6 separate regions of the Mus musculus genome follow, and all the other regions are linked to region 5. A link is a loop called in an ENCODE intact Hi-C map of the cell type or tissue named here. Cell type or tissue: left cerebral cortex. All regions are shown on one strand. Region 1 overlaps Hk1 (hexokinase 1). Region 2 overlaps Hk1 (hexokinase 1). Region 3 overlaps Hkdc1 (hexokinase domain containing 1). Region 4 overlaps Hkdc1 (hexokinase domain containing 1). Region 5 holds the start of Hk1 (hexokinase 1). Region 6 holds the start of Vps26a (VPS26 retromer complex component A).

Region 1 (5,000 bases), 65 kb before region 5:
GTCTAAACCAGTGATTCTTAACCCCGTGGATTGTGACTCCTTGGAAGTCTAATGACCCTTCCATGGGTGTCACTTAAAACCATCAGTAAACACAGGTATTTACCCTATGATTCATAACAGTAGCAAAATTACAGTTTTGAGGGAGCAATGAAAATAATTTTATGGTTGGGGGGGTCACCACAACATGAGGGACTGTATTAAAGGGTTGCAGCATTAGGAAGACTGAAGACTGTTTTGGTTTTTGGTGGTGGTGGTGGTGTTTTTTATGACAGGGTTCCTCTGTGTAGCCCTGGCTGTCCTGGAACTTACTCTGTAGTCCAGGCTGGCCTGGATCTCATTGATCTGCCTGCTTCTGCCTCCAGAGTGCTGGGATTAGAGGCGTGTACCACATGCTAGACTACAGAAATTAAAGCTGAAAAATTTTAAAACTTTTCCTAATCCCAGTGACCCCAGGGAATGCCATTACATTCTTTTCTCCCCCTCTTCTTCCTCTTCTGTTGGAGAGAGAGGGCTGTCCAAGGTGACCTAGAGGCTCACCGGCTTCCCGCCTCACCTCGCCGCCCAGCTAGAAGAGATCACTTTGAAACTATAATTTCCTAAGGACAACAGCAGGGCTGGGAGGTGGCTCAGTGGGGACAGCACTGGTTATGAAAGTCCAATGAACTAAATCTGATGCCAGAAGCACCCCTACAGCAAGAGGAGAGGCTAGCCGAGGGATCGGCCTTCTCTCTTAGCCAGGAGAAAGGAAACCTCTGACTGACACATGTCACACACACACACACACACACACACACACACACACACACGAAGTAATTTTTTAATGCCCTTTGTCACCACACCTTGGCTTAATTTGCATTATTCTACGTCAGCCAAGATGACGTTTGTTCCCTTAAGGGTCATATGAGCGACCTAGTGTACCCCAGGACTTTCCCTTCTCCTAGTAAATTGAAAGAGCTGAGATAAGACTGGCTAGCCTTTCTCAAAGACTTGTGTGTGTGCAATTGTACACACACTGCATGTACGAAGTCACTACAAGATCTCAAATAGCCAAGGCTAGCCCCAAATTCACCACGTAGATGAGTTGGGCCTATAACTCCAGATCCTCTGGCCTGTAACCCTTACGTCAAGCTTTCATCATGCCCAAGAGGAGGAAATGGAAAACTTAGGCATTCTTGGAAGCACAGTCGAGGGTAGGGAGGCTCACGGGGTCGGAACTGTTGGGATCTGCGTCCCCAGCCCCCACCATGCTTCTGCCTCTTGTCACACGCAAAGCAAATGTTTTTCTCAGTGTACTATTTGTCGCCCCCCCCCCAATACCAATCTTTAAAAGGCCTTACAGAACCTATGGAGCTCTGGTTTGTTCTGTCTTTGCCATTAAGCTGTTAGAAACTGGCAGCTTACGTGAGGATGCTGGGGATGGCAAATGGGAGTGGCCGTTTGGGAAAACAATATGGTGGTTCCTCAGGAAACTGAAAAGGGAATTACCACAGGTCCCAGCCAGTCCACTTGTGAGTATATACATAAGAGACACGACAGCAGGGACCAAACAGATGTTTACTCCCCAACCCCCCCCCCCATGTTCAGAGAGTCATTTAAGGGAACCACCCAAGCTGCCAGACAGTAGCAGATGCGGGAAAACAAAACGTGATAGGTCCATCCAATGGAATATTACTCAGCCCTAAAAAGGGAGGACCCAAAGTGGATGAGCCTCAAAAATACTCTGCGAAGTGAAGTACTCTCGACACGAGTTTGGAGTTCGCCGAAAGCAAAATGGTGCTCAGAAACTCCTCCCCTCCCTGCTCACCTCTCGATCTGAGAGAGAAACTTGGTCTCGAAGATGCCTCGGGTCTTGAGTGGCTCAGAGATCTGTCCCCGGAAGAGGAAGCCTTTCTTGGTGAAGTCAATCAGGATGTTACGGACGATCTCACCCAGGTACATTCCACTGATCATCTTCTCAAACCTGAGTGGAGAGGAAGGGAGGGCACTGAGCAGAAGGACCACTCGCCCTGGGACCAACAGCCACTCCGGACCTATGACGGCCAGCCAAGGGTATGATCTCGGTCACATACCTGTCCTGTGCCTCCCCGAGCATGCTGACAGGGGCTAAGAAGCCCTCTACCCTCCCCACACTGATGCCCCCTGCAGTCACAGAAAGCCGTGCTAGGTGGCCTCGTTGGTTGTCTTTGCCTGGTCCATTCCACTCCGCTCTCAGCCATGAGCCACACCCCAGAGAGGGTCACCCCAGACTGTCACTCTTCCAGGCCCAGGCTCTCTCTCACCTCACCCTTCTACAGAGCACACACAAGGCTCCCTTCTCTCTCTCTCTCTCTTGCCACCACCACAGTGACTCCTGGTCCTGAGAAGACGGGGAACGAGTGCCTTGCCTAGACCCCAGCCCAGCACAGTACAACGCCCTCAGCAGTTCCAGACTAAGCAAAAAATATCTCAGTGGAGTCTTAAATGGACAGAGAGAAAGTTCTTTGGTTTTTGTATTCATATATTGATGGTTTTGGTTGGTTGGTTGGTTGGTTGGTTGGCTTTTGATGGTTTTGTGGTTAACAGCATGGGGCAAGTCTGGTGAGCCCCAACACTTTCAAGATTAAACTGAAGCCAATTTATTTTCCAAAGGACATAACTCAGATCATCTCGTCCAGGCTATGCCAATGAATAAGAACCGTACTGGAAGACTGGAACGGTCACCTCATTGCTAAGTGGCTACTGTTCTTTCAGAACCAACATGACCTGAGTTGCAAAACTTTGAGCAGCCACAAGGGGGCGCAGGATCTTGTAGTGAGAAGAGAGTCTACCTCACCCACTGAAGTCCTCAAAGGTAAGAGACCTTTGAGGCATGGCTAAACTCCTTCAGTCCCCAAAGGGCAAACTAGGCAGCATGTCCACTGTCACAGTCACTTCTAGGAATAATCCTACCCCATACCAGGAATCAAAAACCCACTTATAACAAAGGGATGGGCTTCCAAGCCCCTGTGCAGCCATAGAATCCAGCCAACCCACTCACGGGCACCCAACAGGCTGATTACCTTTGTTTCCCACTGTTTAGAGAATATTCGTCCACCACTTTGTCGAAGTCTGTTCTGATGTCGTCCAGACAGCCGTTGTCACCAAAGGCACCCCATTCCATATTGATGCACATCTGGCCCTGGTTCCCCTCCACCATCTCCACGTTTTTCATCTCCTCCATGTAGCAGGCATTGCTGCCAGTCCCTAAAACATGGGGACAGAAGGAAATGATGGGGCTGGCACCAGGGGCTTCACACCTGGGGTTCACACTGGGGGAGAGGCTTCGCACTCAGGAAGGGTCCTCACACCCTTCATATCTGGGGGGCTTCATACGGGGAGATGAACACATGGTGGGGTAGGGGGGCTTCACACCGGGAGCTCTGATGCGCAGGGCAAGGGTTGCTTACAATTTTTAAATTAGTTGTCATACACACACAGATTTGGATTAAGTATACCCCCTCTCTTCCAGTCCCTCCCCCATCCTCTATCACTTTTTCCCTCTCAACTCTCTGTGGTGCCATCTAAACACGCCCACTGAGCACAGCTGATGCTGCCTGCATGTGGGCTAGGACCCGGTACTGGAGCACAGGGAGGTTTTCTCAGGGTCCCCATCTCCAGAGAAAACTGAAACCCTGACTCTCGTCCCCCCAGCAGCCATCAGGTGCAGTGCCGGCCAATAGCTCCTCAGCTAGTGGTGGGATCGTGACCCTCCTGCCCCTCGACTATGCTGGGATCTTGTCTGCCTTGATCTTGCACAGGATCTGCCTGCAGTCAGAGCCTCCGATTTCATGTGTGCAACTGCCCTGTCATGTGTGCAAAGATCCTTTTTTTTTAGACTAGCCAACCACCTCTGGCTCTTATAACCATCTGCCCCGTCTTCCACAATGATCCTTGATCCTTGGCAAAAAGGGACTGAGTTACTTGCATTCTATCAACTGAACTACATCCCCAGCCCTCACCAGTGTGTATATGGGTGAGGTATACATACATACATACATACATACATACATACATACATACACATACATTATATATGTGTGCATATATGCATACATATATTTATGTTTGGTTTATGAGATAGGGCTTCTCTGTATAGCTTTAGCTGTCCTGGAATTCACTCTGTAGACCAGGCTGGCCGAAAATTCAGAGATCTACCTGCCTCTGCCTCCCGAGTGCTGGGATTAAAGGTGTGCACCACCATTACTCAATCTCTCTCTCTCTCTCTCTCTCTCTCTCTCTCTCTCTCTCTCTCTCTCTCTCTCTCTCTCCCTCCCTCCCTCTCTCCCTCCCTCCCTCCCTCCCCGACCTTTAAAATGTACATTTGGTGTTTGCGCTATGTCTGGGTAAGCAGGTTGGATTCACTGGAATTTGAGTTACAGACAGTTGTGAGCTGCCATGAGGTTGCTGGGAATTGAACTCTGGTCCTCTGGAAGAGCAGCCAACGCTCATAACCACTGAGCCATCTCTCCAGCCCTATAGAGTTTTGGTTGTTTTTTGTTGTTTTTGTTGATTGTTTTTGAGACAAGGTTTCTCTGTGTAGCCTTGGCTGTCCTGGAACTTGATTTGTAGACTAAGCTGGACTCAAACTCACAGAGATCCACCTGCTTCTGCCCCGCTCCCCCCCCACCCCCAGCCCCCAAATGCTGGGATTAAAGGCATGGACCACTACCGTCCAGCTGGGTGTATTTCTTGAAAACAAACAAAACATTTGGTTTTTCCATTGTATCTGGGTACTTACGTTTAAATGGCAAATCTGAGGTAAACGACAAAGAGGGGTGGGTTGGTTGATCTTTAAAACAAACCCTAGCCGGCTGGGTACTTACTATGTTGACTAGGTTGGCCTTGAACTTGCAGCAATCCTCAAGTGTCCACCATTTTGCCTAAAGCCTAACCTGTTGGCCTGTGCAGGGCTATATTTATGTTGCTATACGCTCTTACAACAGAGGAATGTATTGCTACACGCGTGCACGACAGTCTGTGGT
Region 2 (5,000 bases), 57 kb before region 5:
TTTAATCCTCTTGAGGTGTAGACCTCACAAGACGACAACCTACAGGGTTGGGGTCACTTAGACAGTGGCTACAGACGATGAATGGTCCCCAGGAGCACAGTGGCCCTTCCAAGTTAAACATGGTCAGGAGTGGAGATGGTCTCTACTTCCTTTTTAGCCCTTGAGTTTGCAGCTCTGAGGCTCTTGCGCATGGTCTGGTTCCAGGCACCCCACTCCATCTACCCAGGACACATGAGCTTTTTTTTGTGCCTCATTCCTAGAGAGCTTCCTGACTGACGGTCCAATCCTAACGGATTTGTAGCATGCTGGGGTGTAGCCTGCCTTTATACAGAATTCTAGAGGAGGTAAAAATGGTACCCAAGATCAACCATTCCCCCACTAAAGACTGAGCTGTTGGGTTTGTACCACAGAGGGAACGCCAACATCCCCTTCCTGGAGAAGAGACCCTTTTACGGTACTTACCCACGATGAGTCCAATCTCACAAGAAGGTTCTTCATAAGCACAAGTCATCATGGTGCCCACGGTGTCGTTGACCACAGCCACCACATCCAGGTCAAATTCCTTTGAAAAGAAGGGGACAGGGATGTAGGGAAGGGTCAGCTGGGCCTGGCTTGAATCCGGCTAGTCCAGGCTGTGGACTGGACACTTCTGGGAAGCAGGGTTGGTTTCCTGACTGAGTTCGATAACTTGACACAGAGTAGCAATACTGTCTATAAGTCTATTCCAGCCAACAGGGCCATCCATGCCCGACGGTGCTTGCACTCTGAAATGCCTGGCAGTTCCCGGCTGTATGGGCCCTCAGGAACTTTCCATTGTTCCATCCCTATGAGTCATGATTTTACCTCTCTTTGGGTGTACCATCCTTTTCACATGTGCACACACACACACACACACACACACACACACACACACAGCACATGTGTGTAGGTCAAATGATAAACCACAGGAAAGGATTCTCTCACTCCACCACATGGGTCCTAGAAACTAAACTCAGGCCCTCGGGCTTGGTGGCAGGCTGTCAAGCCAGCTCACCAGCCCATATTACCATCCCTTAATGATACAAAACTGACAAATGTCACTTGACCGCCTGGCAGTGACTGGGGCGGGCGTGGGGACAGGGACACTTCCAAATCGCATGCTCCTGTGGTGTTCCAATTCTTCACAAAAAAAGCAAGCTTAATTTTTGTACCCTCCCCCGCCCCACGCAAGGCAAAAATTATCTTAAAAGGATTAAGTTACCTCTCTCCTTTTTACAGCATCCCTCAGTAAAGTGGCTACATCGTGACCCACACAGTCGGTGGCTTTGAATCCCTTTGTCCACGTGATCAAGATTCCCTAAAACAGGAAAGGCACCCAAAGAGTTTAGGTGAGTAACCTTCAGGTCACTTTTCAGTCAGGAGAATGTGACACCCTACCTCCCGGGCAATAACCACAGAGGCTGTAAAGCAAGAGTGGAATCCTGTGGGCTGGCCCCTCCCACCATCTTCACAGACATCTGCTTTCTAAACCCACTTCACAGATGGAGAAATGGAGGCACATAAGGTTGGCTTATTTAAAGGAATGCAAAAATTCAGTAACAGTGTTACTTTATAGGCCGACTTTAGGCTTCACAGGTCTGAAGTTATACACTGCTGGGGGAAAATGCCACAAGTGTGCGTGTGCATCTGTTTCATACCTGGAATCTCAGCACTTGAGAGACTGAAGCAAGAAATCATCTGTTAGTTCAAGACCAGCCTGGGGTACTTAAGTTAAGTTTTAGGCTAGCCTGAGCTATATAATGAGATCTTATAAAAAAAAAATCAGACCTGCAATAAACAAGAGTTTAGGAGCAGAGATGTAGCTCAGTTGGTAGAGGGTTTGCCCAGAGAACACAGAGCCCTGGCTTTGATCTCCAGCACTGCACAAATCAGGTGTGATAGTAGGCACTCAGAATCCCAACCCATGGGAGGAAGAGGCAGGAGGATTAGAAATGATGGGCCATCCTTGGCCACACAAGGAATCTGTGTGACAGATTCCCAGCCTGGGCAACATAAGCCCCAGCCTTTAAAAAAATGTTTAGAGAGAGTCAACTGATGTTAGATGTATGTGTCTGTGTGCCGTGTCTATGTGTCCATGTATATGTGTGTGTGTGTGCGTGTGTGTGTGTGTGTGTGTGTGTGTGTGCATGCACTTCCCTCCTTTTGATGTTGCTTGTCTGGAATTATTCAATCCCTGTTTTCATGGCTGTAGACAACCTCCTTAGGTTGGAGCTTTTCTGTTGACACCACCTTACTTAGCTCTCCCGGGGCTGCCAATCAGCCCTTAAACCATCCCCTCGGGCCCCTCCCTGGCCGTGTCTCCACTTGCGCCATGCAGGGCTGCCTGCAGATCTTCCAGACAGGCTGGCTCCTCCCTCAGTGACTCAGCATCACCTTCTCGCTCTCTGCACACAGTATGCCCACCCAGGCCTGGCCCTTCCCGCACAGTGGCAGAGTGCTGGTACGTGCCTCTGACTCTGGCACTGCCATAGGAAACCCCTAAGGACAGAGATTGTAAATGGATGGAAAAAAAAAGAAACAAGAAATAAGAGGAGAAGGATATATGCCTACTCCGAAAGTGTGGAGACGATTTTTATAGTAGACACAGGGAGAAAGCAGGCAGAGGAAGGAGCCCAGGCTAAACATGGCAAGTTGACTTAGGCAGGACCAAGAAAAGAGACAGGGAGGGAGAGCAAGAGAGGAGTCACCATCCAAAAAAGGAGCCTAGTATAACCAAAAGGACTGAGAAATATAGAAATCAGGGCGAGGGGGGGTGGGGAGCAGAAGCCCAGCCCCCAGGAGGTTCAGGGTAGGGGTTGGAAGAAAAGTGTGGGAGGAGCCACAGCTACAGAGTGAGACTTGTCCTGTGTTGAACCCTAACAGAAACCTTCCACCTGTACCCACACCTTAGTTCCAGCAGTGGGGGAGAGCCACGCCCATCTGGGACCCTTTTCATCCCATAGATTGAGCAAGCATTTACTACAGGTCTGTTCTAACAGGGCACTGCCCCAGGGCCTATAGGCATCCAGCACCTTGCTGTACTAGCAGCCACAAGGAAAGCTGCCAAGGGCTTGAGGATGTAGCTAGCTGGCAGAGTGCTTGCCTAGCATGGGCAAAGCTTTAGGTGCCACTCCCCAGTACACAAAAACCCCCGGTGTGGAGGAGGACGCAGTGGTGTCAGAAGAGAAGGCTGTGGCTACAGAGCAAGTTGGAAGGTGGCCTGGGATAAGGGAGTGGAGGGAAAATGGGGTTGAGGAGGAACGAAAGAAGCAAAGACCTGGCGAGCTCCTAAGACGCGTGCAAAGCTCTATACTGAAAGTTATTCTTTGTGCCCGGAGGCCCCAGGGGTTCTCAAAAGTCATGGCTCCAGTGTTTTTGTTTGTTTCGGCTTCTTGAGACAGAGTTTCTCTGTGTAGCCCTGGCTGTCCTAGAACTCACTCTGTAGGCCAGGCTGGCTTCAAACTCAGAAATCAGCCTGCCTCTGCCTCCCAAGTGCTGGGATTAAAGGTGTGCACTGCCGCTGCCACCTAGCAAACAACGGCTCAAGAGTACAGGTCTTAGGGACATTCTGGAGAGAGGGACCCATGAGACATGTAAGGCTGTCCCAGACATCCAGGGATACCCGCGAGGTCGAAGGAAACCCTAGCCAAAGGAACTCAACACTGTCAGGTCCACAGGAAAGACACTCACGCAATCTAGGCTCGTCTGCTTGCAGGGAAACGAGAAGGTGAAGCCCAGAGGCATCCGGGGGCCTTTGATCCCCATGTAGTCCAGGAAGTCGGAGATGCAGGAGACAATGTGATCAAACAGCTGGAAGAGAAAAGGGATGGACTAGCCGGGCTCTCTTTGGTTTCACAATTTTAGCATGTACACACACACACACACACACACAAACACACACACACACACACACACACACACACACACATAAACAGTTTTCTTTAGGAACTCCCCAGTCACTGGAGTATCACGGGCTCAAAGGGTCTGATGCTTTAGGGGCACAGCTACAATGTTATGTGGCAGACACGGGTTATCTCATGACCACCAGTGCCATCATTGGCCAGGTGTGGGATTCACCCTGCACAGGCCTGCATGCGCCGGGCCCACCTTACCTCATCCCCGGTGCCCTGCATGATTTCCAGGGGAATGGAGTAGATCTTGTTGTGCATCTCCACTGTTCTCTTTTTCCCACTACGGATCTTTACCAGTAGGACTCGGAAATTCGTTCCTCCGAGATCCAAGGCCAGGAAGTCACCATGCTCTGTCACCGGGAAGAACACAGAGAAAAAGCCTCAAACGGCTGCGTGCATCTTAGTGGCCAGTAACCCCCCAGACCGGCCCCCTCCGGCATTACGGAGATGACTGTAAATGAATGGTTCCTGTGGTATACAGCACGGTCTAGGCTCTGAGTCACAAGCTGGGCTGGCATCAGAATGGTGGCCCCAGAAGGGAACCACTAGGCACAATGAACTTCACTGTCACTTAAAAGCCTGACAACCGTACCTTCATTTTAGTGACCCTCATATAAAAATGCATAATTTGTATCAATGTATGAATCTAAAAATGATCACAGCCTCCCCTCCCTCTTTGCAATGTGGGTGTATGGTTGTTTTTGTTGTTATTGTTGCTATTGTTATTGTTTTGAGACAGGGTCTGTGTAGCTGTGGCTGTCCCAGGAACTCATTCTGACTTTGAACTCAGAGATCTGCCTGCCTCTGCCCGCCTCTGCCTGCCTCCCGAGTGCTGGGATTAAAGGTGCGTGCGCCCCCATTCAGCTTGGACCTATGGCTCTTGTCATTGAAAACAATGGAAGAACCTGCTTCTCTTCTTTTTGGATTCTGGAACCCAAAGGGAAGTGGCATAGGCAAAGCTGGGCCAGCCCTGGCCTCGGCCTCCAGATTCTGCTTCTGTCCAGCAGCAGAGCACAGTGACCCATGGGTGGGAAACCCAAGGCCAGCTATATCGGGTATATAGTAAAGACT
Region 3 (5,000 bases), 70 kb after region 5:
TACAACAGGAGAGAAGGAAGATGGAGGGAGAATGGATGGACAGAGGGAGGGAGGAGGGAGGGAGAAAGGGAAGATGAATTCATTGAAGGAGGGAGGGAGGGAGGGAGAGTGGAGGGAGGGAGGGAGGGAGAGTGGAGGGAGGGAGGGAGGGAGGATGGATAGACAGAGGGAAGGAAGGAGAATGGAAGAAGGGAGGAGAGATAGAGTGAAGGAGAATAGAGGGAGGGAGGATGAGTGGACAGAGGGAAGGAGGATGGATAGAGAGAGGAAGGGAGGATGGAGGGAGGGAGGATGGATAGACAGAGAGAGGAAGGGAGGATGGAAGGAGGGAGGATGATATAGATGCAGGCTTCGCATCTCCCCGTGTTGCTCTGCAGAAAAATGGCAGCACCCTTCATATTTATATATATTTTACTCAAACTCAGCCCCAATCTCACTGCCCCCCACCCCAAGTCCACTGAGTTACCGATGATAACGCCGACTTCACAGTTGGGATCATCATAAGCACAAGTCATCATGGTCCCCACAGTGTCGTTAACCAAAGCCAGGATGTCCACGTCCAGGTCCTGGTGAACAGAAGGCCTCAAGGGTATCAGTGGAGGGAAGTCATATTCTCTCTACCCCACCCCCAAACAGTGAACACGCTAAACACTGCCTGCAAGAAACAGATTTTGTGAAGGTTCAAAGCCCAGGGTAGGAGGGGAAGCTTGTGCTTCTGCGCTGAGGGAATGACTGCTGTGAAGGGGACTATACGGGCAGCCCTGGCATCTACCCCCGGGGGGGGGGGGAGATAATGGAAAACAGATCTGTCATGGAAATGATGGTTATTTCTAAGAGAAAACATGTCAGTCCTGGGTCACGGGGCCCTGCCAGGCAGCAAGCATGGCAAAACCCATCTCAACTAAAACCTGTCTCTTCTACGTGGGTTATTCTGTCCGGACGCTGCCATCACAGTTCCCTCAGACCTGAAGGACTGACTGCTTTAAGGTGAGAAGAAAGGATTGGAAGGTGACACATCAAAGTCTTCCTTTGGGGTTAGGGGATCATAGCTCCACGTGGTACACCAGCCCCTTTCCTAGAGGCTCATTCACCAGCTCGGCTAAGAACGGTAAGAATAGCTCCTCTTCCTATCATGCAACAAGCAGTTCAGCTTTTAAGGGGTTGAGATTTTCTCTCTCTCTTTCTCTCTTACTTTTGCTGCTATAAAAATGATTGTAAAATATTCTCAAAAAAGCAAGCGTAGAAAGCTAAGTAGAGAGCTATGAACAGTGTTCTTTGGTTCTTTGGGACCTGTGTGTTCGTTGGTTGGCTGGTTGGTTGGTTGGCTGGCTGGTAACTAGGACTTGTCCCCAAAGCATGTGCATGTGACTTCACCACTACACCCCAGCCTAAAGAGGAGGCAAGGCGGGGCTTAAACACAGCCACAGCTCAAGTCCAACCTTCCAACAAGGGCAGGTTGTGGTGCCTGGGGACCCAGGCATAAAAGGTTGCCTGCCTCTTGTGGTTCTCCAGAAGGCCAGCGCTCCTCTTCACTACAAAGGGGACCCCGCCAAGTTCTCCTTCCAGGGGGATGCACTACAAGGACCCCCCAAGCCCAAGGGTAGAGGACTAGGAGGCCTCACACCAAGGTGAACCCCTTACCTTGTGCTTCTTCATGGCAGTGGCCAGGCGGTTCACCACGTCTGTGTCCTGAACTCCCCGGGCCTTGAACTTCTTGGTCCACGAAAGCAGAACACCCTGTGAGGGTGCTTTTGGTCAGTGCCTGGAGGTGTTCAGGCTATGCCGCGGCAGGCAGACAGCCCTGGCTCTGAGCCCCACGGGCTCTCCTCTCTCTGTTCAATCACTCTGATTCTTTGGGGTTTGATTTTGTTTCTAATTGATACATAATAATTTAAGGGGTATGCTAGGCAGGTTCAGTGCATAATCCAATCAACCCGCACAAACACTACACACAGCTATGGGATTTTTTTTAAATGAGACTTATCTAGATTTCCAAAACAAGTTAAGACTCATGAGGCAGAGGCAGGTGGGTGTCTGTGAGCCAGCCTGGTCTACAGAGTGAATTCCAGGATAGCCAGGGCTACAACACAGAGAAACCCTGTCTTGAGAAAGCAAAACAAAACCAACAACAACAAAATGAGAGACGTGTAACTTGTTCCCTGTGCCTGAGTTATTTCACTGAGTTTAATATTCCCACACATTCCCACAAATGACAGAATGGCTTCCTTTTGATGGCTGAGTAATATTCCACTGTACAGAGGTGCCCTTTCTTAATCTGCTCATCCGCTGGGAGACATTTGGGTTGATTCCATCTTTTGCAAAGAAAAATTTTTTAATGTTGCCTTGGGTGAATAAATTAGGGACAGAAATACCTCCCCTTTCTTTACATATTTTATCTCAGTCACCAGAAGCACAAATGCTGAAGAGACAGAACTCTGACTCACAGCACACGGGAGCCAAGAGCTTTTGATTCGTATAATAGAACCCACACGCACACTTGCACACTCCCCCTGCCCCACCTCCAGCTGCACAGGGAACTGATGAGAGAATGACCCCTCTGTCCCCTCCGTTCACACCCTGGGGTAGGGTACTTCGGGGTGTATAGAATGCACAAGTTGTAGGTCCCCCAGAACTAGCTCGGTGCTACCTTATAGGGACTTCCTGGAGAACTTAATTTCAACTTGGATAAATGGTTCTCAGGTTGAATGAACGATCATTTCTTACAAATGGCATTTCTCGTCTGAATTCACAAGGAATTACAGGCTTTTGTTCCAGATGAGAAGAGAACGTGAAGATTAACAGACTTGCCCAAGTCCATCCACCCGGTCAGGAGCAGCTAAGTCCAAGCCCACAAACTCCCCAGACACCCCTCTTCTAGTCCCCTAAGTTATGAATGAAGGAACACACAGGAACATACTCCAGGAGCTCCAATCGGACACATCGCACAACTTAGACCCATGGTCAGAGCCACAGTTGGGTTTTGTGCCACACTGCCACCGTGAGGCCACTGCAGGTCACTTCTGCCTTCATAGGCTCAGGCAACAATCGACAGAGGAAATGAAATGGCCTTTAGGTGCCAGGAGGCAGAGGCAGGGGATATCTGTGACTCTGAGGCCAGCACTGCATCTCTGGGCAACCTTGAGATGTGCACTTAGGGCCCAGTAAGCCTTCATGAGAACCACCTAAAGTGCCCATCCATCCTTTCATGCTCTGTATGTTCCGTTAAGCACAGAAACCAAGGGCCCACATCACCCCGTTCTGTCTCACATTAGCAGAAAGCAGAAAGACCGACAGACCAGAATTTCATGCATGAATGCACCTGCTCCCGCCCCTCTCCCTCCCCCATCCCTTGCCTTACCTCCTCCAACTTATTCTGTCTGCAGGGAAAAGAAAAGGTGAAGCCCAGAGGCAGCTTCTTATGTGTCAGATTTTTGGTCTTCATGAAATCTGCCAGGCAGTCGGCTACGTAGTCAAAAAGCTGCCAGAGAGAACACAGGCACAAGGCTTAGGTGCCGCCTCTCGTGGCTGGTACCCAGGTCTTCCCCTCCTGCCAGTACCTCCGTGCCATTCCCACGGGTGATTTCATTGGGCATTGGGTAGAACTGGCTCTCCATCTGAACATTTTGCTGGCCCTCTTGGGAGACTTGCACCTTCAAGACCCGAAACTTGGATCCTCCGAGATCCAGGGAAAGGAATTCCCCGTTTTCTATGAGAAATGAAAATAGTCACCATTCTGTGGAGATTCTCCTAGGTATGGTAAAAAGCCTGACATACAGCAAGCGCTGTCCAAGGTCCCAACCCCCTGCGGATTAGTGTCACCAGCCCACTAGCCTGAGGGTTGGGGATATGGTCTTCAGTCTGCTCTACACAGGAGCTGGCAGAGCTGGGATGTGAGCCCAAGTCTGCCTGATTCTGCTCCACTCGGTCATGCTGGAGAGAATGAGCAAGCTCATTGGGAAAAGGCACATGTGACCCCATTTTGTGAGCAGGACGGGGCGGGGTGGGGCTGGGCTCTGAGAATGAGCCTTAAGAGCAGAGACTATACCCAGATGCTGTCTAGGAAGAAAGCTGTTGCACCAACCACTGGGAAAACTCACATAAGGGCATGAGAGAGAGGGGGGGGGAGAGAGAGGCGCAGCGAAGAGAAGCCAGCCTCCCACAAGCCCCAGTGGGCAGCAGGGACCACATGGTTGCTTAATTTAGGGGTAAGGGCGCACAGTCTCTCCACCAGGAGCAGATGGTCCTGCATCCAAAAGCCCAAGAAGGATGCTACAAAAAGAGACACAGAATGATGCATGTGTGGGGGAGGCACCACACGCCATGACACCTATGCAGGACCCTCACCAGTGCCTTTGGTGTCTGTCACATGTATGGGAAGTTCACCTCCTAACACTAGACGTGTTTATAAAGAACTATCTGTGCCTGCAGGGTGGTCTCATAGGCCAGGCATGAGAAATCCCATGCCTGCAAACCCCAGTAGCAGGGTCTGATGTCACACCATGGCAACCTCAGTCTCCTGTACATTGAGGGGCAGCTGGACAGTCTATTGCTGTTAGTGAGCCACGAGAGGTGATGCCCAAGAAACATCTCTAGCAGACAGCAAACGCGGAGGACACGGGGAGGAGGTTCCCAGGCCCAGTTCCCCCAAAGCTGAGCACACAGAGGTCCCTGCTGTAGGATTTCCATGAGATCTGTGTGCTTCCATCTCAGTCTTTACACAACAAACACACCCGGGCTATGCTCCGGAGTTTCTCTGTTCTGGCAATCCAAGAGTTAAAAGCTGATGCTTAGCTGGCCAGAACAGTGCTGTGCAAACTGTCACACACACACACACACACACACACACACACACACACACACACACACACACGTACCTCTCTGAGAACCTGGCAGCTGAGTCAGTGGAAAGGCCTGGAACTCTGCATTCCTGGACACGCCATCCCCCCCCCCCCCCCAGCTAAGGTGTCAATCATTTATAGACCCAGCCAGAATTTTGTTTC
Region 4 (5,000 bases), 64 kb after region 5:
GTGCCACCGCACAGCAGGTACCTGCTAAGGCTCTGCCATGCAAGTCAACTCATCCGATCCCCACAAGAATCCCGAGGGAGGGACTGGAGAGATGGCTCAGCAGTTAAGAGCACTGACTGCTCTTCCGAAGGTCCTGAGTTCAAATCCCACAACCACATGGTGGCTCACAACCATCCGTAATGAGATCTGGCACCCTCTTCTGGAGTGTCTGAGGACAGTTACAGTGTACTTACATATAATAAATAAATAAATCTTAAAAAAAATAAATAAATGAGCCGGGCATGGTGGTACACGCCTTTAATCCCAGCACTCAGGAAGCAGAGGCAGGTGGATTCTGAGTTCGAGGCCAGCCTGGTCTACAAAGTGAGTTCCAGGACAGCCAGAGCTATAAAGAAACCCTGTCTCAAAAAAAACAAAAAAACAAACAAACAAACAAAAAGAATCCCGAGGGAAGGACCTCTTAGAAGAGGGTGCAAGTGAGAGGGCTGAGGCAGAGGGTGAGTGGCTTGTTCTCCACACACAAAGCTCCGCAGACCTGAAACCTCGGTTTGGACTCCGGCAGTTACATATTAGAGCCCAGGCTTTTAAGCACCTCATGGTCTCCTGTCACTCAGTTCATCCCTGCCAAGCTTGTGTAGATATGGACTCTGCATGTTAGACTGACTGCAAAGCTCAGGGCAGGGCTAGGGGTTCCACGCCTAGGAGCAGGTTCCTGGCCTGATAAAGCTAAGCTCCTTCATCATGCCATTGTGGGGCTTTGGGTGTAAAGACTCGAGTCAGCAGATCTGAAGGCAGCCATTCCAGAAGCCAATGGAAAAGATTCAGTTTCTACAGTAGGGCTCAGGGACTCTGCACCATACAGGGTACAACAGCCTAACCATATCATCAGCAAAACTATACACAAATGTGTAATTTGGGATAAGTATCCAGGACTTGACTCAAATTCCCCAAGGGATCTGTGACCCCAAAATTATTACTAGTGCCATTCAAAGGAGGAAGAAGGCAGGAAAACATGACAAGTAGGTGGCTTTCTGACACCTACTTGTGCAGTCCCTGGTTAGTGACCCACAAGGGTGTGACACTGAGCCACAGCAGAGACTTCTAGCTTGTCTGAAGCCAAGCCCAGGACTGAAACTCCCTGTGAGGGAGGAAGGTCTGGTCCCTACTGTTGCTCCATCACCTAAGTACACGGCACTGTGGCCACCAACCCCAGCCCTCCACAGTCAGGGCAGCAGGAGACACCCCAGCCCTCCACAGAGGCAAGGCAAACACCCCAGCCCTCCACAGAGGCAAGGCAAAACACCCCAGCCCTCCACAGAGGCAAGGTAAAACACCCCCACCCTCCACAGAGTCAAGAAGGAGGGACAACCCAGCCCTCCACAGAGGCAAGAGGACGGACACCCCAGCAGCTTACATCTCCATGGCAGCCACGTGCTGTGTTTCGATCTTGCCCTTTGTATGGAGAGCAGAGGATTTTGCACCCCCAAACAGGAGACCAACTTTGGCCATCTTCAGCAAGATAAGCCTGACCAGCTCCCCCATGTACAGCCCGCTGATCATCTTCTCGAACCTGTGATGGGATGAACGGGTCGGTGTAAGCGACACCCGAGGCTAAGCAGCATGAGCTACCAAACGCCATTGGGCGGAGGAGCCATTCCTACTTCTGTCATGAGGAAACACAGTGTTTCGGATTTGTATTTTCTAAGCTCCCTCGACCACCATGTGACACCAGAGCAAAGACCTGGGTGCTTCTAACCTCCACATTGAGGTTCTGTCTCAGAGAACTTGATTCTAAGTTTTCAGTCTGGAGTGTCCACTGAAGGCCTTTGTCAAAGGCCTGCTTCTTGGCCTATATTTGGGAGGTGGTGGCACCTTTAGGAGGTAGGCCCCGTAAAAGCCTACCCACCATTAGGGACATATTCATGAAGAGGGAAGTGGGACCCCAGCCCTCTCTCTATGCCACACCCAACCATGAGGTAAATGATTTTCCTCTGCCACATACATCCACCATAACATGTTACATGGCCACAGGCCCAAAAGCCATGAAGCCAGTTGGTCATAAGGCTGTGAACCAAATGTCATGCTTTTCCTCTTGGAGTATGTAGGCGAGGAACTTCCCAAATGTGAGCCAGGTAAACCCTCAAGCCCACTAGCTCAGGCATCTGTTATAGTAATGGAGGGCTGACATGAAGCTCGGAGACCCCAGAGAAGGCCCACCATGACACGGATGGAAGACCCCAGGAGATGGCCCTCACCTCTGAGCCTCTACACCAGACTAATTGTTTCCTAGGCTGAACAATAATATAATTTTTAGTCTTCAAATATCGGAAGATACAATTTCCAGAACTATCTGTTCTAAACAGACTTACACATTGCAATAAAAAACCAAAACCAAAACCAAATCCAAAATGACTCTTAGACCATTGGGGCTGGAGAGATGGCTCAGCCGTTAAGAGCATTTATTGCTCTTCCAAAGGACCTGAATTCAGTTCCCAGCACCCACATCAGAGAGGTCACAAACACTGGTAACTCCAGCTCTGGGGAGAGGGCCAGTCCAATGCCATCTTCTGGCCTCTGTGAGCACCTCCATGTATGCACGTGTACACATGTGTACACACGCATACACACAAATAAAAGCCCTTTTTTTTTTCAAAAATAATTATCTTAAACATTGAAGACACAGAAGGCAAGAAAATGAAATTCAGGCTCGATTTCAGTGGAAATTCTTTTGAGTGAAGCAGAGATAAATGGAAACCATAGACCAACACTGCCCTGGCTTGTAACAGCTCATAGTTACAGGGAAGGAGGTTATGTGCGGGGTCCAGGCCCAGTTAGGACAAACACAATGAGCTGCAAAGGGTGCGGAAGGCAGCGCCTGTCGAAAGAATAGCAAAGCCAGCTGTGCAGAGAGCCTGGAAGAAACTCAGTACGCTAGGCAAAGAGCTGCAGCAGGCTCCAGGGCAGCTGTTCCGCAGGGGCGTGGCCGAACATCAGACACAGGCTGTTGTGAGATGAGACTTCTGAGGATGTCGGGTGGCTGGGAAGCCCCAGGAAGCACACACAGGAAGCCCCAGGCAGACTCCTGCGCTTTCTGTGCCTGGCTTTCCTCTGTGCCCACTCTTTACACACTCCAAGACAGCAGAAGCAGGGCATTTGGTTCGCAGCCTTATCGATGCGAGCCTTGGACGCGCACACATACCCCAGAACTATGGACTGCATGAGAACTGTGGTTAGGATCTAGCGGGACAGACTCGCTGCGGGGACTGACCTTCCCGGGCACAGAGTGAGCCTGAGTGAGCAGGGACTGCCAGGTGCTGATACCCGGATGCTAGCAAAGGAGCACTCACAGCTGCTTCCCGGGGTTGAGCGAGCCCAGGTCCAGCTCTCTGTCAAACTCGGTGCGGATGTCCTCCAAAGCCCCATCGTCCCCAAAGGCCCCCCACTCCGTGTTGATACACATCCTTCCCTCGTCCCCTTCCACGAGGTCGATGTTGCTCATGTCCTCCATGTAACACGCGTTGGTGCCTGTTCCTAGAGAGCGGACCGGAGAGAACGGTCAAAGAGGAAAGGGGGCCTGGCTGGGGAAACGGGGAGAACTCAGTACCCAGGTACTGAGAAAGGCAGGCAGAGTGGCAGGGTGTTTTCCCTCTGCCACCACCACTGCTGCCACCGCAGCAGCCGCAGCTGGCTCAGGCAAGCCTGAGCTCCTGGGCAACGAGGCTCACAGGGGAGGTCCACGTGTGGTACCCACACACCTCAGCTCATGACGGTGTGCAGCTATGAGTGTTGTCAATTGTGAATCTATCCCTTGTGAGTATGCATCAATACTATAAAAGAATACCAGGGAAGAGGGAGTGAGCTAACCTTATAAATTTAAAAATATCAATCAATCAATCAATCAATCAATCAAACTAACTAACCGTCAGAGTGCTTCTTTATGCTTTCTCTACACTCCCTCAGTCCTCTCTATCTGACACGAAAACTGTTCTTTACATTTCTCTTTCAGTTATAGGGGAGGGTATGGGCATATGTGAGGACAGGTAGCTGTGGAATCCAGAATAGGGCGTCACGTCCCCTGAAACTGGAGTTACAGGTAGTGTAAGCCACCCAGCGTGCATGCTGGGAATGGAACTCAAGTCATCTCCAGGCTCTTAAGGGCTGGGCCATGTCTCCGGCCACTGACACCATTCACCCATTGGCTCATGGCTGCCATCAGTGGTTCTCAGCAGAGGTCCTTGTTGGTAAGTATCCGCTAAGAAAGCCAGACACTGACGCTGAGTGAGTATGAAAGCCTTCCAGGCAAGTGCTAAGGGATGGCTGCAAGTGGGCACGCCTTTTTGGACCCTTCTGGGGATTGTGAAAATATTTTAAAAGTAGAATGAGCTGAGTGTTTGCAAAGCTCTGAAAAATTAAAGAAACAAAAACAAAACCCCATAGATTCTGTGCCTGAAGCAAGAGAAATCGTGCGCCTCAGCAAAGCGGCTCTGAATTCTCATCCCTCTGTTCATTTAACGTCTCCTTCCCTGGCTGGTACCCTGGGCTGGGCATTTTAAATGCCGATAAGAAAAAAAAAATGAGATATGTTTTAAAAATAGACTCTAATTTGATATTTGGAAAAAAAACTTTGCAGACAAGTGTGGGACAATGTTCAGGCTTAAAAACCCAATCTGTGGTCTCAGACACAGTAACCAAGACAGACAGAGAGACAACAGCAGGTGATACCATGACTGGCATGTGCCTGTCCCAGGGTGAAGTGGGGGTCCTGGAATCGTTAGGAGCTTCAAGCTGCTTGGGTGGTCAGACCCCTTAGGAAAACCAGGCCAAGGAACCCCTTTTAGAAAATCAGAAGTGCCCTAGCCCTGGCAGAGGAATGGGAGGTAGAAATGGGCTATCTGGGAACAGCCTAGGATCCAGAAATGGTGGCACACACTAGCATGCACCCCCCCCCACACACACACACACAGACACCTGTAATCCAGACAGGAGGATGGTGAATTCAA
Region 5 (5,000 bases):
GTATTCCTGGCTGACCTGGAATTTGCCCTGTGGACCAAGCTGACCTTAAACTCACAGAGATCCACCTCTGCCTCCCAAAAGCTGGGATTAAAGGCTTGAGCCACCACCCACCGTCAGGCTGAGAGCTCATTTGTTTTTAAGGATCTCCTACACAGAACGAAATGAAAGTTTCAGTTTAGAGACCTTGCTCCAGCAAAGCTCTGGGATAGAGGTGGGGGAGGGGATATCCCAATCTCAGAGTGAGGGCTTTAGTTAGGCACCGTTTGAATCGGTGCTCAGATACCCACAGGGCCTGGGAGATGGAATGGGACGGAGGTGAATCAGGCCACTTGTAGTGGAGCGCCTTAGTCCAACTCAGCCACCGGTGGCCACCCAGCACGGTGTCAGGGAGCAGCCAGGCAGCTGGCAGCCACACAGGTGGCTGTGGGTGTGAGGCTGGAGGCTTAGTTTACAAGGTCATTGGGCCTCCACCCACCATTGCACGCCTGAGCCACAGAGGGTATCTAGAGTGGGAGAGCTGTGGACTCTTGATTCGGGAGGCCTATCCTAAGTGCACTCTGCCCTCCTATCTTCCCTTTCCATGGGATAAGCATGTCCACCGCCATGGAAGAAACTCAAGCAATTACACGTGTTGATGCATAGCTCCCTGACATCAGGTCAGGGATGGGGGTGGGGGTGGGAGATTGACAGTGAAGCCCTTCAGCACCCTATTCCTGGTCCCTATTCAGGATAAGAGCTGCATCTCCAACAGTCTTGTCTCTCAGCACCTCCCCTTCAGCTGACACCCAGGGGGAGTCTTGGTCAAGTTCTCGAGTGGGAGGAGGGTCAGAGCCCCGCCCAGACTCCACCTCTAACCAGCTGTGTGACCTTCAGGAGGTCACAGTCCCCGGTAAGACTGCTTCTGAAGGTGCAGGATGAGAAGTCTCAGGCCAGGAAAGGACAGAGCCTAGTCACTGCCGCCTCTCACCTGTAGATAGTACCTCTTGTCCCAGTGTCTGTCAGGGTGATGATGCTATTAACCTATCCTAGGGTAGGTAAGGCATACCCATAGCACAAATAAAAATGTCCTAGGTGTTTTCCTAACCAACTTAGTCTATCTCAGGAAAAAAACATCCCGTCTTACTGATGGTGGCAGAAAAGTGAGGTACATCTTTAAGACCCACCAGCAGACGGCACTTTATACTAGATGAACATCACCCCTAGGACCCAGCGTCCATGTGCAAGAACTCACAAGTCACAAGGAACGAATGCCAACCCCTCCGAGCTCTTCAAGTGACTAAAGTGTCTTATTTGAGCTCCTAGGCTGAGACTGCCTGGAAATTACAGGTTTAGAGGAAGAAAAAATTCCATTCAGACGTGCGGTTCTCGACCTGAGGCCTATGAGCAAAGTTTCCGGTGGCCTCTGCTCCCCTCCCCTCACCGGAAAGCCAGGCGGGTCACCCCGTCCTCAGAGTAAGGAGCAGCTGCAACAGCTGGGGGAGCCCAGTGACAGTTTCAGGAGGGCATCGTATTCTCCAAATGGGAACCCCAAATATGGGATGCCTGGCTTCCAGCCAGCACCCCCGCCAGCTGCTCACTCACCTCCCCAGCCTATCTCGGCGATCACACCTTCCCCGCCCACGGCGCGCGTGGACCTTTCAAAACAGGCCTATAGACAGGCCAGCTGGTCCCCACCTAGACAGGTCTCAGCCCGGCACTGCGTGCGGGTACCCATCTGACATCCATGGTCCTTTTCAAGGACACTGCAGTATGCAATCCAGCCGTGGGAGGAAGGGGGGGGGTCTTCAGCCGGCCGCCCAGCTCCTCAAACCACAAGCACGCCCGCATGCCCACAATGCCCGGGTGAATCCCAGCATGAGGCCTGTCGCCTGCACCCTGTAGTCCAACTAGATGCTGTCTAGCCGGGAGAGGCCGGGGGGAGGATGCAGGCGGTGGCGAGCGGATGCGGGAATGCAAGGCTGTGGCCAGGGCGGCGCCGGCGGGGCTCACCTTTTTGACTTGGTCATCCTTCAGCTCGGTGAAGTAATATGCCAGTAGTTGCGCGGCGATCATGTTGACGGTGGGGGATGCGGAGAAGCAGGTGTGGGGCCAGTGGCTCCTCAGTAGCCCTGGTGAGCAGTGGTCCTCCAGCGGCGGATCCGCGACTCCACCTCCTCCTCCCTTGGCTCCTCCCCCTCAGTCCCTGGGCGGGGCGTCTGCCTGCTCTCTCCAGACCTCCGAGCTCCCGTCCCCGGGAGGGTGACAACCGCCAGCCGGCCCACCTCCTCAGTCCCCATTGGCTACAAGGCGCCACTGCCGCGCTATGGCTGGGGCTTCCCAGCCAGAGCAGGAGAATGACGGCCGCTCCCTCCCGCGCCGGAAAGGAGGCATCACCCTGCACGTTCCCCACGTAAGGAGCGCGCGGTCACGCGTGGTGGCACAGTGCCAAGCCAGAGTGGGTGGGGTGTGGGACACGATCTGGAGGGGACCAGAGGACAGATCCAGGACACCACAAACTGGAGAACGCGAACGGAGCCACACCCCTTCCTCGGAGATTAGGGCTCGTCCCCCACCCCTCCCATCCTCCCTGTTGGGGAAGCACACAAGTGGGCGTGGAAAGAGAGCGGAAGCCGAAACTAGGCGGCTTCACAGATCTTGCACTGGGTCCCTGTGCCTGCCTGCCATCGAGGATCCAAAATCTAAGGATGATGCTCGGAGTCCCACCACAGCCTGTCAGAGTTCACATAGCGAAACCCAAAGCGCCTGCCCCTGTGACATCATGTAAGAGCTCATGGTCCCCGAGTGGGAATTTTGGCCTATTCCCAGCCTGTCCCGATCCTCCCACCCTTCTCTAGCTCTTGGGCATCCGGGTTCTGGGAGGTTGGGGGTACTGTTCAGGACTCAGGTTGAGGGGAAATCGTATTTGTACCTTATGACAAGTAAGAACTCTGACATACAGAAGTGGCTCTGATTCTACAGGTGAGGAGTCTGAGGCAATGCGTTACAGTTGCTGCTCAGGAGTCGGGCAGGGTTTTCTTAGCTTCAGTGCTGGTGACCTGGCCGTTGTATGCAGTGTCTCTTACTTAAGCTTCCCTTGCAGGCCATGTTCCCATGACCAGGGCTGCAGCATCTGTCCTGAGGGAACTATAGAGGCTAACTTCTAGCCCACACCTGGGGGGCTAGGAGCCCATGCCTGGAACACCCCTCAAGTACCCCAGGACCCTTCCAGCCACCACTGCCCACTGAGAAAGAGGTGGTAGACCTGATACCTCTATCCAGGACACATCCCCACCCTGCCCAATGGCAGGTGCAGATGTGTCCTCAGTCACTTCTTTACCCCTAAGATGGAGCTGTAACTACTGATGTCTACACCCCATGATTTTTGTGAAAGAGCATAAACACTTGTGTCTAACAAATTAAGTGGGAAGTACTCTCATAGAATGAACTTGGGAGCCTACAGGTTAAAGTTTGGGGGGGGGGGCGCAACCTGTATATCGCCATTTCCAGGCCCAGGGAGGGCCTAACTGTTGTATTTAAATTATTTTCCTAATAGGATCTCCCCTCAAAAAGATTAGCATTTGAGGCCCACATAAATCTCAAACTAACACACACACACACACATATGCACAGGCGAACGCTACCAACATGGCCACCAGTGTCAGGACAAAATGGTTCTTCTAAGCTGCATTCGACTCTGCAAATGTAGTTCTGCCAGCCAGCTCTCAAGGCTGGGACATCTTTGAGGATGGAGGGTTGTTTTGTTTTCTCAGAGCTCTGTAGGTTGAATGGGCCATCTCTCTGCTCCCCGTGTTAGACTCACGGCCCCCTCACTCAGCCTTCAGCTATCACTATAATCTGTCCCCATACAACCCTTACCCAACAAACCAGAATTGGGAAAAAGCTGGCCAAACTTATAGGCAGGTAGGCACCTCTGCTATCCCTTCCCCCAACCCCTGTACCAAGGTGACTCAGTACACACACACACACACACACAGAGGCACTAAGGCTTAGCATTATTTCCTAATTCACATCTCTAAGTCAGACTCACTGCCGCTCCCAATACCATTACCACCCCAGTTTTTCGCCTGTCTAGCTAGAAATATTACAAGAACATTTAAGGTGGCTTTCTGGTTGTTGGCTACCAGCCATCCAAGCCATTCTGAGCTGCAGGCCACGGCACTCTCCCTGAAAAGCAACCTTAATTGTGTTATGTCCCTGCCTGCAGTCCCTTCTGGGCCCTGATGGAGCCGATTTAAACATGTTGGCCCTGTAGCTGACCCTACTCTTTGAGTGTATCTCTTCCCTGGCCCCTGGTCACAACAGGGCTATTTCCCTCTCTCCTCAGACTGCACAGGTCCATTCCACTGTGGCACCGCTCATACCCCTTTGCTCGCCTACCCTTCCCCGTTCATCTATACCTGTCCAAGTTCCCTTCACCACAGGAAGGCATGTCTGGCCTTCCTGCCTAAGCTGGCCTCCCATGACCTCAGTCACTCACCCTGGCCTCCCAGGCCCCAGCACCTCCACAGGGCACACTCGGACAGTGCTCAGAGTCCATGCAAACGGGGACCAGGGCTCTTCTCTACAGGCAAGGCAGCGTAGGATGCACAGCTGGTGGGCCATCTTGCCCAGTGGCAGGTTGCGGTAGAATTTGGAGCCGGGACTCAACCCCAGTTCTGATGCCTAGCCAGCACTCTGTCCATCCTACCCCACCACCTCAGGCAGCCTGGGCCAGATAAGCAACTCTGAGTCAAGACTGCCTCCCTGATATGGGTGACTGTCTCCCGGAGGCCTGGTCTTATCTGCTCCCATCAGGCAGTTCCCTGGAGCCAACACTACAGCAGTGTTGTGTCTTCTCTCAGTTGAGCCCTAGACCACCTCACAAAGGTTTCTTGTCTTTTTTATTATTATTATTATTTGTTTGTTTTTAAAACAGGGTCTTACTATGTAGCTCTGGTAGGCCTGGAACTCTCTATATAAACCAGGCTGGCCTTGAACTCATGGAGATTTGCCTACCTCTG
Region 6 (5,000 bases), 150 kb after region 5:
AAAATTTATGCATTTCTTTTTAATGTATGTGTTCTCTGTCTGCATGCCAGAAGAGGGCATCAGGTCCCTTTATAGATGGTTGTGATCACATGGGTGCCGAGAATTGAATTCAGGACCTTGGGAAGAACAGTCAATATTCTTAACCGCTGAACCCCCATCTCATCAGCCTGCATAAATCCTTTTTTTATTTATGTGTATCTTTTATTGTATTAATGTTTTACCTGAGTGTATATTTGTTTGCTATGTGTGTAGCAGGTCCCTGTAGGGGTCAAAAGAGGATATCAGATTTTTGCAACAGATCCTGTGAGCTCAGATTCTGTGAGCCATTGTGTGAGTGCTGGGAACTGAATCCAGGTTCTCTCAAGGAGAGCAGCCAGTGCTCTTACTGCTGAGCCATCTCTCCAGCCCCCACAAAAGGGACAAATTCAAACAACTAACTAGAAACTAGTACATTTAACATGCTCCAAAGTCACCAACAGCAATTTTCTTTCTGCAATGGTATTTTTTTTGTTTTTGTGGGTTTTTTTTTGAGACTGTGTTTCTCTGTATAGCCCTGGCTGTCCTGGAACTCACTCTGTAGACCAGGCTGGCCTCGAACTCAGAAATCCGCTGGCCTCTGTCTCCCAAGTGCTGGGATCAAAGGCGTGTGCCACCACGCCCAGCTATGAAAGATGTTTTACATGTAAAATGATATATGGCAACTTTTTTCTACATATATTCTCTATGTAACACACCGAAAGGTCTTTTCCAATTTGAAATTTAACATTTAAAGTCACAAATACTATTTTAACAAAATTAAATTGCCACTAAAGCTGCCAAAACACACAAGAAAACACAGTTCTGCAATATTTTTCAATAACAGGGCTGGCTCAATGGTTAGGAGCACTGGCTGCTCTTCCAGAGGACCCAGGTTCAGATTCCCAGCATCCAAATAGCAGCTCACAACTGACTTTAACTACAGTACCAGGAGTGCTGAGGCTTTCTTGAGGCCCTCCAACAAGCACAAGGTGCCAAGACATACATTGTTTAGCATTACCATCTAGCAAAACTACACGTGGATACATAAAAATGTAACAAACTCTGTGGGCACCATTTAAGGAAATTTATTAAGTCTGCTTGATGTAAAGAAACAGAACTTGAAGGAAAGGAAAAACATAATCAAAATATATAGGAAAAAAATTTCAGTAAGAAAAAAACTGAACAGAGCTCAGAGGAACCAAAGCTTCCACAATGTATTCACTTGAGCCCACACACAATGAAACAGCAAATTCTCATACATACATGTGTGCCCATACAAAGGCTTTAAAGCTTTACAATTTCGTTTGACAAATACCTTAAAAATAAAAAAAAAAATTGCTCTTAAACTTAACTAGAAGGGCCGGGCGTGGTGGCGCACGCCTTTAATCCCAGCACTCGGGAGGCAGAGGCAGGCGTATTTCTGAGTTCGAGGCCAGCCTGGTCTACAAAGTGAGCTCCAGGACAGCCAGGGCTATACAGAGAAACCCTGTCTCGAAAAACCAAAAAAAAAAAAAAAAAAAAAAAAACTTAACTAGAAGGACTAATTCAACTAAGTAACCAAGAAGAGAGCAATTTAAGCTTTCTTTTCAAATTATAAACAGTGAAAGGAGGACTCCCTAACAGCCTACTAATTCCTTCTTAGTTATTTACAGCAGTTGTAATTTCCACCTTAAACTAATTTATCTAAACAAATGCTTAACTCTCCAGAGTCTGTAAGCTGCAAGGAAGCAAGCAGTTTGCCTTGTTTATCTGTCCCTGGACTCACCCAAAATACTGTTTAAGAAAACGCTCCCTGAATGAACTTCTCCCCCACCCCCCAAACCCTAGAGAAAGCAAATAATTTCTGACTCAAAGTTATTTAATCAAAGCAACGTTTTAAAAATAGACCTGGCTGGCTGGCTTGAGACGAGAAGTTTCAAGCAGTTTATTAAAAGTGGCGAGCTTGGGAAGAGCGGGTAGTATAAGGGGAGCGCACAGTGGGCTCTCATGGAGTATATGCTAAATAACACGAGCCAAAGGAGCTCTAATCTATAGACCGCGGGCGCGTAGTTAAACACTAGCGCGCCCAACGGTGCTTTCCATTAAGTGTGGTTAAGTGCTCTGATTTTCATCCCTGCCTGGGCTCCCAAGACACTGCAACATCCCAAAGTGCTAAGTTATAGAAATCGCTTAGGGAAGGAAGTGAAACCAAGTGCTTAAATCGGCGTCTGGAGATATAAATGAGGGGTCTCGGCTCCGACACCCTCTTGTCTCCCCTCCCTTCCCCTCCTATTCTACAAGTGCCAAAAGCCTCCACCCGAATCAAGAAATCGCAGAATGTCTCCACAACCAGCTTAAAGAAAATAAGCGGACTCTATCGAGCTCGGGACGAGGAAGGTGAGCAGGTCTCGCCAGAGTCCGGAACTGGGAGAGAGGGCACTGACTGTCCTCGGCTACCTTGGAAGGCGAGGCTGCCGAGCTCCGGCTGGGCGGGCTGCGGGTGCCCAGCCAGGGTCCCCACAGCCGGTCGAGGAAGGCGGGCAGAGGCTCCGACATGGCCGGGACAGTGCCGCCGGCCGCAGGTGCTCAGGCCTGGCCGGGAGCGGGCAGCCGTCAGGCCTCACCGCTCCGCGCCCCTTCCCTGCAGGCTCGGCGCCGCGCCCGCCGTTGGGAGTCCCGCCGCGCGCCCCACGGCCCCGCGGGAGACGACCTCGCAGGCAGGCCGCCGCGCACTCACCATTGTCACCGCCGCCGGGTCGCCCACTCCACTCGGCTTTCCCTCAGAAGAACTCCCAGCCTGGGTGCCTGCGCCCCGCCGCCCGTCACGTGACCGTAGGCCATCAGCCGCACGTGACCACTCCTTTTCCTCTTCTCCCTCCCCCCCCCACCCCGCCCCGCTAGAGGCCCCGCCCTGCTAGAGGCCCCGCCCTTCAGGAAGGCCGTTTCGAGGCGGGGCTCCTCCGCCCCGCCTTTCGGTTGAGGGCGTGGTCTGGGTGGGTGACGTCTGGTGGGAGGAGTCAAAGATCTGTCTTCTCAGTCCAGCAACCCTAGAGCTAGTTGTCACGTGACGAGCCGTGCGCTGTCAAACTCCTCCCTCCGGCACGCCCATTTCCTTTTCCCTAGGGAAACTTGGGGGACTCGAGGGTTTGTGCGGGAGGCGTGTCTTTGCGGGCTTGCTGCAGTTCCGACCTTTGCGCCTGATCTGTTTCCCGCCTCAGCCCCGAGAATTGTTGGCCTCCGAAGAGACGGTTAGGGAGAAAAGCTAATCTTTAAAGCACATCCTTTGCAGTCCACGGATAGCTCGTGACGCAGCCTTCCAAGCCGGAGAGGCAGTACTCTCAAATCGGTTCCGCCCTCCTTACCCCCCCTCCCCGGCAACAGCCCTTCCTAAAAGTTTCGCAAGCGTGCAAAACGCAGCTCTCCAACACTCTGATCCAGTCAGTCATTGTAGTGGAGGCCCAGAAAACCTGAGGATAGATGAAATACTACGAAGGCTTAGGAACTGAACCTTTCATTCAGATTTATGGGCGGAGGGGTGTCATCAGCCCTATCATAACGAAACTCAACTTGGGGAGTAGAGTGTCAAGTTGTAAGTCTAAAATATTTAAAGGTTAAAATGAGGCTTCGGTCTCCAATCGCGACAGAATTCAAATACTGGAAATGAGTCTTTTGTTTGTAAGACAGGGGTTCTCATGTACTCATGTAGACTAGGCTAGCCTCAAGTGGAGAGTGAGCACCTCCAAAGTGCCTTCCCAATGCTGTAATTGCAGGAGTCACTGGTGGTTTTATGCATTGCTGCAGATGGAACACTGCACTTCCTTCATGCATGCAGGAGAAATCTGCCTAAAATGATATTATCTGAAAACAAATCTTAAAGATTGCTATGCCAGGGAGCTTTGGAACGAATGGATGTTTGTGTGTATATTTATTGTTGAGACAGGGTCTCACTAGGTGTCCCAGGCTCCTCTGGAATATGCTATGTAGCCCAGGCTGTCAAGAAACACATCTGTCCTCCTTCAGCCTTCCCAATATTGGAGATTACCTGTCATATTTACAGACGGGTAAAATAGTATGGGGACAGAGAAGGGAGTTTAGATCTCAAAATACTATTGATTAAAACCCTGTGATGCAGATGGCTTGGATGAAGGAGCATCACCCACTCTATAAAGAAGGATAAGTCAGGTATAGAGGTTCATAGCTGTAATCCCAGCTCTCCGGAGACAGAAGAAGTAGAAGAATCGCCATGAATTAAAAGACCCCTGGAGATTACACAGTTAGTCCCCTGAATGACCTGGGCTACAGTGTGAGACCTTGTTACAAGGAAACAAAAGAGAGAAACAATTGCGCATAGTCTAAGATCTGAAAGGTTAACTGTGTTTGTTGGTTCTAGCACCATTTGCTCAAAATACTTTCCCCTGTAAACTGCTGTGGTGTGGTATGCTTGTCAAAAATCTATCGATTGGGGCTAGAGAGATGGCTGAGCTAAGTCAAGAGCACTTGCTGGCTACCCCTTCAGAAGCATGAGATTTGATTCCCAGCATCCAAATAGTGGCTCCTTACCAGGGGGATCTGATGCCCTCTTCTGGTCTCCATGAGCATCACATATGCAGGTTTTGTACAGAAGGTCTGCAAAACCTCCATGCACCCAAAGAAAGACTCAAGGAGGTAAAATAAAAACAATACTGGGTCTTCCATTCATGAGCACTGTGCATTTTTCTAATTTTTACCTTTTTTTAGTGTTCTTCACCAGTGTTTCTAATTTCCAGTGTTATACATTTTTATTAAATTTATCTCTAAGTGCCTGTATTTTTTAACACTATTGTAAATAAAACTAAGTTTTTCATTTTTCAGTTCTTCGTTGTGATGTGTGTAACTTTCCTGTATTGACTGTGTACCCTGCAGTCTTCCTAAATTTCTTTGATGATTTGCTCTAGGCTCACACATACACACACACACACACACACACACCTTTTTTAACCTGGGTTTCTTTTTTCCTTTGTGGA

What was found. Hi-C counts contacts between places; a loop is a spot of excess contacts. Peaks named below come from ENCODE experiments on the same cell type or tissue, not always from the same donor. Only the 100,000 strongest peaks of a DNase experiment are listed, where the experiment ranks them.
Region 1: it touches region 5 in a loop (2.1-fold over the local background); 9 of 42 quality-filtered maps call a loop at or near these places.
Region 2: it touches region 5 in a loop (2.0-fold over the local background); 10 of 42 quality-filtered maps call a loop at or near these places.
Region 3: a loop joins it to region 5, with 4 times the contacts of the local background. A loop is called at or near these places in 8 of 42 quality-filtered maps.
Region 4: it touches region 5 in a loop (2.8-fold over the local background); 7 of 42 quality-filtered maps call a loop at or near these places.
Region 6: a loop joins it to region 5, with 13 times the contacts of the local background. A loop is called at or near these places in 3 of 42 quality-filtered maps.

The regions. Positions count from the first base shown.
Region 1 is chr10:62,272,643-62,277,642 of GRCm38, forward strand. It overlaps Hk1 (hexokinase 1), which reads right to left. Exons shown (of 18, transcript NM_001146100.1): 15 at 3,039-3,222; 16 at 1,805-1,960. Among named protein-coding and RNA genes, the nearest start is that of Tacr2, 23 kb to the left of the region's middle. In left cerebral cortex, a CTCF peak has its summit at 2,777 (motif pointing right); DNase peaks (open chromatin) are centred at 2,764 and 3,685.
Region 2 is chr10:62,280,571-62,285,570 of GRCm38, forward strand. It overlaps Hk1 (hexokinase 1), which reads right to left. Exons shown (of 18, transcript NM_001146100.1): 11 at 4,131-4,279; 12 at 3,709-3,828; 13 at 1,241-1,336; 14 at 463-562. Among named protein-coding and RNA genes, the nearest start is that of Tacr2, 31 kb to the left of the region's middle. In left cerebral cortex, no CTCF peak of the experiment used is centred here; DNase peaks (open chromatin) are centred at 2,367 and 3,035; H3K27ac peaks cover 346 bases.
Region 3 is chr10:62,408,149-62,413,148 of GRCm38, forward strand. Hkdc1 (hexokinase domain containing 1) reads right to left here. Exons shown (of 18, transcript NM_145419.1): 3 at 3,558-3,706; 4 at 3,359-3,478; 5 at 1,642-1,737; 6 at 467-566. Among named protein-coding and RNA genes, the nearest start is that of Hkdc1, 12 kb to the right of the region's middle. In left cerebral cortex, a CTCF peak has its summit at 3,014 (motif pointing left); DNase peaks (open chromatin) are centred at 2,430, 2,988, 3,555, 3,946 and 2 more places; H3K4me3 peaks cover 1,161 bases; H3K27ac peaks cover 1,466 bases.
Region 4 is chr10:62,402,078-62,407,077 of GRCm38, forward strand. Hkdc1 (hexokinase domain containing 1) reads right to left here. Exons shown (of 18, transcript NM_145419.1): 7 at 3,348-3,531; 8 at 1,415-1,570. Among named protein-coding and RNA genes, the nearest start is that of Hkdc1, 18 kb to the right of the region's middle. In left cerebral cortex, no CTCF peak of the experiment used is centred here; a DNase peak (open chromatin) is centred at 2,983.
Region 5 is chr10:62,338,024-62,343,023 of GRCm38, forward strand. It overlaps Hk1 (hexokinase 1), which reads right to left and starts at 2,398. Exons shown (of 18, transcript NM_001146100.1): 1 at 1,990-2,398. The coding sequence starts at 2,052. Hk1os (hexokinase 1, opposite strand) reads left to right here and starts at 2,211. Exons shown (of 3, transcript NR_168630.1): 1 at 2,211-2,389. In left cerebral cortex, a CTCF peak has its summit at 2,267; DNase peaks (open chromatin) are centred at 890, 1,590 and 2,309; H3K4me3 peaks cover 3,275 bases; H3K27ac peaks cover 2,951 bases.
Region 6 is chr10:62,483,924-62,488,923 of GRCm38, forward strand. It overlaps Vps26a (VPS26 retromer complex component A), which reads right to left and starts at 2,882. Exons shown (of 9, transcript NM_133672.3): 1 at 2,735-2,882. The coding sequence starts at 2,737. In left cerebral cortex, a CTCF peak has its summit at 4,579 (motif pointing left); DNase peaks (open chromatin) are centred at 2,240, 2,978 and 4,562; H3K4me3 peaks cover 2,345 bases; H3K27ac peaks cover 1,099 bases.